2 separate regions of the Homo sapiens genome follow, and region 2 is linked to region 1. The links are chromatin contacts, found by Hi-C in ENCODE. All regions are on one chromosome and are shown on one strand. The core of a region is the stretch at or near the end of the contact, and the rest is flanking DNA. Distances in the headings are between cores, read along the strand shown.

Evidence for each region. Hi-C counts contacts between places; a loop is a spot of excess contacts on that map. Pooled maps may share reads with other maps.
Region 2: a loop to region 1 is called in a map with no recorded cell type, with 10 times the contacts of the local background. The contact joins two enhancer-like sites. A Hi-C loop is called at or near these places in 2 of 37 single-sample maps with no recorded cell type and 3 of 50 pooled maps.

What each region holds. Positions count from the first base shown.
Region 1 is chr7:37,334,482-37,337,895 of GRCh38, reverse strand. All of the region lies in intron 2 of ELMO1 (engulfment and cell motility 1), which reads left to right. Among named protein-coding and RNA genes, the nearest start is that of ELMO1, 110 kb to the left of the region's middle. Within about 2 kb of position 1,500, at least 7 of the 41 ENCODE cell types and tissues checked have a DNase peak (open chromatin) inside an H3K27ac peak, as active enhancers do.
Region 2 is chr7:41,879,972-41,883,385 of GRCh38, reverse strand. No RefSeq gene overlaps it. Among named protein-coding and RNA genes, the nearest start is that of INHBA, 180 kb to the right of the region's middle. RefSeq lists an enhancer at 1,398-1,947. Within about 2 kb of position 1,650, at least 12 of the 41 ENCODE cell types and tissues checked have a DNase peak (open chromatin) inside an H3K27ac peak, as active enhancers do.

The DNA of each region.
Region 1 (3,414 bases), core at 251-2,750:
TCCCTAGTACTCTGTGATTTTTTTTTTCCATCTTGGCCACTCACCATTTCTGAGCAGCAGCTTTTCTGTTCCCTGCATAAACTCTTCAAGCCTCCAGTATTTCTTGTCTCTGCCCTGCCCCCTCAGGCCTTGCTTTTCAAGGAAGACACAGACCAGAAAGCTACCACTTCTGTCTTTGCCTAGAACTTCTCGGCCTACATATTTGCATGGCATCACAGACTACCTGATGCCTTTATCTCCTGCCTTCCTGTTTTGTTTTGCTTTTTCTACTGCTAGCAGAGAAGGGAAGAGGTGGTCCCAATTTGTTTCCAGTGCTTTCAGCTTATCCCAACCCCCAATGCTCCACATAGGTGTTTTTTTTTTTTTTTTTTTATACTTTAAGTTTTAGGGTACATGTGCACAACGTGCGGGTTAGTTACATATGTATACATGTGCCTTGTTAGTGTGCTGCACCCATTAACTCGTCATTTAACATTAGGTATATCGCCTAATGCTATCCCTCCCCCCTTCCCTTACCCCACAAGAGGCCCCGGTGTGTGATGTTCCCCTTCCTGTGTCCATGTGTTCTCATTGTTCAATTCCCACCTATGAGTGAGAACATGCAGTGTTTGGTTTTCTGTCCCTGCGATAGTTTGCTGAGAATGGATCCAAAGGACATGAACTCATCATTTTTTATGGCTGCATAGTATTCCATGGTGTATATGTGCCACATTTTCTTAATCCAGTCTATCATTGTTGGACATTTGGCTTGGTTCCAAGTCTTTGCTATTGTGAATAGTGCCGCAATAAACATACGTGTGCATGTGTCTTTAAAGCAGCATGATTTATAATCCTCTGGGTATATACCCAGTAATGAGATTGCGGGGTCAAATGATATTAGCCCATCCTTTCTACCCTACCTGGGGCTTTGTCCCAGCCATGTTCTCTTCTCTTATTCTTTTCTTCTTCTCTGTCTTCAACAGTGAACTCTTCTGTTTTCACCTTGGAAAATCCTCCCCTTGACCTAGTAACTCTCTTTTGGTAGTATTTTATTCTGTTTTTCCATTCCAGGCTTATTTAAATGTTACCAGTATATGCCATCTATGTTGTTCCATGCTTATTTTAATATTTGCATGAACAACAATTTACCTCTCTACAGGGCTCCCCTTTTTGGTGGCACCTCTGCCTTGGTTGTCCTCACCCTCTCGGTTACGCTCGGCAAAGCTGCCCATTCTCATCTTCTTGAAACTCTCCCTTCCTTCCTCTAGCTTCAGTGCCTGAGATTCTTCCTCCCTGTTTGATTCATCTGGGATTGTTTCCTTCCTGGTTCCTCTTCTTTCTAGATCAGTTCCAACCTCAGTGCTAAGCCCTCTGGTCTGTGTGTTCACTGTCGACACTCTTTGTCTTAGAGTCCATGTTCGCTCATGACGTTAAAGTTTCACCTCTGCCTACATACATAACAACAGTTCCCATCACCGGCATAGCCTGCCAGCTAACCACTAGTTTCATTTCTCTGTTGGGTGGATATATGGTTCCCCTCTCTAACTTCAGTTGTCTACAGACGAGACAAATGGTTAGTGAAACTGCCCATATGTTAACCTGAAGAAAGGAGTCTCACAGGTATTACCAACTTTTTGAGGTTATATCATGTAGAGGGGGGACCATTAGATATGTTCTTTTTTTTTTTCCTTGACGCAGGGTCTCACTGTGTCACCCAGGCTGGAGTACAAAGGCTCAATCAAAGCTCACTGCAACCTCTAATTCTGGGCTCAAGATATCCTCCTGCCTCAGCCTCTCGAGTAGCTGAGATTACAGGTGTGCACCACCATGACCAGCTAGTCTTTGTATTTTTAGTAGTGATGGGGTTTTGCCATGTTGCCCAGGCTGGTCTCAAACTCCTGGACTTAAGCGATCCTCCCACCTCAGCCTCCCAAAGTGCTGGGATTACAGTCCATGAACCACCACAGTGCCCTGCCTAGATGCGTTCTTTATGGCCCAAGTGTAGGAACTCCATCCTATTTGTGCTAGGAGACACATTTCACCTTCACCCAAGAAAAGCCAGCACGGGCCATCTCATCAGGCGAGGGGATCCATCATCTCTACCAAGTGTGCATCAGACAAATGCTTGGAGAAGATGTTCTGAGCATATTCAGGCCCAAAAAGGGCAATGGGAAGAGATACATAGTTTTCAACCTTAGTTCTGCTTCTCAAATGGCTTGGGGCAGAGGGGTGGCTGCCGAGGGCTTCCGGGCACCCCTCGCTCACTCCTGCTGCAGCACCTTTGTATTGTCCCATTTTCATTTGCGTATGATTTGGGGAAAGATTTTGTTTGAAAAAAGTTTATCAGTTTAAAAAAATAGACATGGATGATTCTTGAGCTTTCTGGTATTCCTGAGACTTCAGTCAGATTCTTTAGGGTGGCTTTGCATCCTTCCATATTTTTCATAAGCATTGTCCCTGGGCCAAGGTAGTGTCTGCAGGCACTGTATGTGATTCCCAGGTACCCCTCTGTTTTATAGAAGCTGCTCCTTTAGACGCTTGTTCCCGCACATTCATGGTCTTTTTTCATCTCTTGCCGTTTCCTTCTAAAAGTATGCCACCTTGAATGCCCCCTGCCTTCTCCCAGCTCTCTACTGCTTTAAATCCTGGCTTTGCTAAGCACTGCAGAGAGCCTCCTTTGTACTCAAACCTTTTCTGATCGCATTATAATGCAGTCTTTTCTCCAGTTTTCTAATTTCTTATATCATTTTCTTTGCCTGTAGCTTTTATTTGCAGTTAATATATTTCACACGTAACGTAATTTACATTTTTCTTTTTTCATGCTCACTTCTCTTGAAATAGATTATAAGCTCTTGGAGGTCAGCCAGTGGCTTACATACATTTGTATCCTTTGGTTCATCACATTGATCTCCGTTACTGTGTGTGTACAATAGGTTTCAATTCTGAACAGTGAAGATAAGAATAAAACACTGGTGGTCTTCATTCTCCAAACAGAAAAATTATAATAGCACGCCTACCCCAGTATATTGGGAAGGGTTTAATTCCCTAAAAGAAACACAGATGCATGTGTTTTAGGTAAGTGTGATTGCCTGCAGTTTTTCAACTACCATATTTCTATAGCATATTTAAGATATAATTCCATATGCATAAATTTGATTTACACAAGACCTTTGAAAAGCTCATTGAGTAAAACCCATTTGAGTTTTTGTACTTGACATGGAATTTTGCTCGTTAGTAGCAGTAATAATAACAGCAAGCACCACACACTATGTGGCAGGCAATAGAAGGCCTTGCACGTGGGATTTCATCACCTTACTACAGCCTTCAAGATCGGCTTAGGCTCCCTACTTCATAGTTATTCAAAGGTTCATTAACTTGCCCAAGATTACTCAGCTAGGAAGGTACTGATTTGAATCCAGCACTGTATAACACCAA
Region 2 (3,414 bases), core at 401-2,900, 4.5 Mb before region 1:
ACTTGGAAAGGAATTTTGTGCTACAGGACGTTTGGCCCAGGGTCAGCGGCGCTCCCTGCAGGCCGGTGGGGATGGCCTGAGAGAATTCTGGGCCAGCAGGCGGCCATATATTTCTTCCATAATCCTGTATGCGCGGGCAAAGTATCAGGCAAAGGTATAAATAAAACGTTCTGACTCCACATATGGTATTTTGGGTTTACAAATCCTTCATAAACTTTTTCCATTCCTATCAGCAGTTTTATTCATTATGGGACATCCAGCAACTCTCCTTTCGGGATTATTTGAGAAGCAGTAAAGGCTTCCTGTGAAAGGAGCACGTTAGCTGTAAGATTTGTGCAAAGATCGAGTGCCTGGCGGGGAGTAATCCCTAGACTGCGGATCTCAAATGTTTGGTGGGGTTTCCCCTACTGCTGGCTTTCATGTTCTCAGGGCATCATTACTGCGGTGGTGCAGCCGTAATGATGGGAAAGTGCCTGCTTTCTCTTTTCCCCCAGGGCCCCAGGGTCATATCTATGGGCTGGCAGACATGTTTTCTCCTTTCTCTTTCCTGTTTGCATTCACCTTGTGATTTTACTGATTTGGGGGTTCAGAGTGGGAAATCAGGCCAAAAATATATACATTCGAGATTTAAAAACTGAGTTATATCCAGCTTCCCCTTGCAATTTGAAATTATACTCCTCTTTCCATCTCTGTGTAAGTATGGGTTTTGACCAGTTTACGGAAAAAGTATATATTGGATCAAAAAGAGGCAATAGTTGGGTGTGACCTGGGAGCCAAAGTATCTAGACACATCTTAATGGGTGGCCTCATTCGTAAGAACAAAGAGAAAGATCCCTTGCTGACTGAGTAGAGGAGAAACAGACATCCTCTGGAGCTGAGGCTGGCAGGGGACGCTACAGCGAGCCGGCCAGTATGAGTTCACAGCCCAGGTCACACACCCTCCCCTCTGCTTGGCAGCAAGCACTATGCCTGGCACAAGTTATTAAGTGTTGTTCAATGTTTTGGATAAATTAAGAGGGGCAAGTGCCAGACTAGATGGTGCCACATTTTTAACTCTGTCCTCTTCCAAACTGTAATCATCTTGGTTCCACCTGCTAATTACCATTCGAATGTATCCCTTCCACTACAATGGCATTGCCTCGCCTCTGATCCTTGGCTTCTACAGCTATTTACTATTACTCCAGATTGGGGTCCTCAGCTGCAGTCAGACCACCAGATAGATCTGTGAGTCCTCAGAGAAAGATCTACCTGTTAGCTAATAAACTAATAAACTTCAGCTCAGGGCCTCACTTGCACGGTCCCTTACAAGAGCTGGGGGAAGACCTTGCAATGTGTTCACATGGTCATATATTTTTGTAAAATGTATTAAAAGTGAGCTATATTTAGCCATAATTGGTTAAGACTGCTTCCCCTTTCTGTTTCGACTTCCCCTCTGTGCACCTACTGTTAGGGTGTCAGCGTCGTCACCAGCACTTTGGGGCCCCAGCTAAAAGGAAGTTGAGTTGCGAATATATTTAGTTTGGGTTCAGTAGGGGATATTTTTGTGGTTGGTAGTTGTTTCTGAATGCAGTTAAGTTATTACTAGTCATCCTGGTGTAGGAACGGCTTCTAGGAATACTCCTACGGCCCCCTGCACTGACGCACCCAGCCTCGTGACAGGAAGTGGAGGGTCAAACGTCATCTGGTGATATGAATTTGTCCTGCAGCATCTGACACCAGACGTTTATGCAGAATCAAGGAGAAGCAAAGTTTGAAATATACAAAGCAGGAAGCTGGTCTCTGGAAAATTCTTCCAAAGTCAGATATGTAAAATCGTAAGCAGAGGACTTTGTTTTCAATGACAGCTAGTCAAAACAGAAGTTGTCTCCTTTCAGGAATATAGCACGCCATGCTGTGTATACAATTATACAGGCCTCATACATTTTCCTTTCCTCCTTGATGAGAATTCTGCAAAAGAGATTTATTGGAATTCTCATGTTTTAACCTATGGTTGTGGTATTTATCATCATTCTAAAGTTCTATTTTTTTTGAGGTTTATCTTCTCATTCTAAATAACTGTTCAGTTTTATACCTAATTATATATTCTTGGTTTTGAATTTTTTTGCTTAAGAAGGGCTCCTCAAATTGTATAACATCAGGTTCCAGAAGATCTGTGTAAGCCACTGACTGTCCCTGGGGTTGTAGTCAGCCTGGTCTTCTCTTTTTTCTAAATTGAGACGGAGTTTCACTCTTGTTGCCCAGGCTAGAGTGCAGTGGCTCTATCTCGGCTCACTGCAACATCTGCCTCCCAGGTTCAAGTGATTCTCCTGCCTCAGCTTTCCAGATAGCTGGGATTACAGGCATCCACCATCACACCCGCTAATTTTTTGTATTTTTAGTAGAGACAGGGTTTCACCATGTTGGCCAGGCTGGTCTCAAACTCCTGACCTCAGGTGATCCACCTGCCTTGGCCTTCCAAAGTGCTGGGATTACAGGCATGAACCATTACGCCTGGCCAGGCTGGTCTTCTTAAAGCAGAAGGCTAGTAGGTGACGGCCCCCTAATTGGAATACTTTGACAACCTTTATCCTTCATAAACTGACATCCACTGCCCTCCTCCTACCTTTCTCATGCTATAGACCAGCCATGTGCACACTGACAGCTCCTGGGACACACAGCTTCATTGTTCGCCCCTCACCTCCTTTGACCATGTGGATCCCTGTAATCCCAATGACTACTTCAGTATTTGTTAGATAATCTTCTGTTTGTCTTTCAAAATACAGCAAAGGCAGAAAATAATGCAGGTGAGGTGAAAACCTGCCAGCATTAGAGTTGGCATAGGGTAGACTGCAGGGCCATGAGTGTTCACAGCTGGCCTCCTTGAGCCAGCCTTTGTAGGCTTATAGGGCCTGGAGCTCAACCATCAGTGGGAAATCTGGCATATACCCCTGGTGCCTGGCCCCTTTCTTGACAAAGAGTGAGTGCCAAATCCGTGTTGTGAAAGGCATCCATGAGACATCCCACTGTGGGTCCACCACCTAAAGCTCTGCAGCAGGAAGGATGTTGGTCTGGACTCTGTCCAGGCCTCTGGACTTTGCTTTTCCCTTCCCCCGACCTTCTGGTTTCTCCCCAGTCTATGTCACACGGTGCTCTGCAGTGTCTGTCTGGTCTGGTTATGGAATATCTCCAGCCACCTCCATTCTCATGCCTGCAATTCCTGACATTCCTGCTTTGCCCCATCTTTCAAGGCCAGAGCTCTGGGAATACCCTGGAGAGAACCATTTGTTTCTCCTTCATTCTTCATTTATCAAAATTTTCTCATTATCTTTCTCATTCTTAATTAGTGTCTGCCAAAGGAAAGGTGTCTGTAAATAGACTTCATCTTATATTTGTGACTAAAGGGTCCAAATCACATGTGGAAAAACAGAGCAGTAA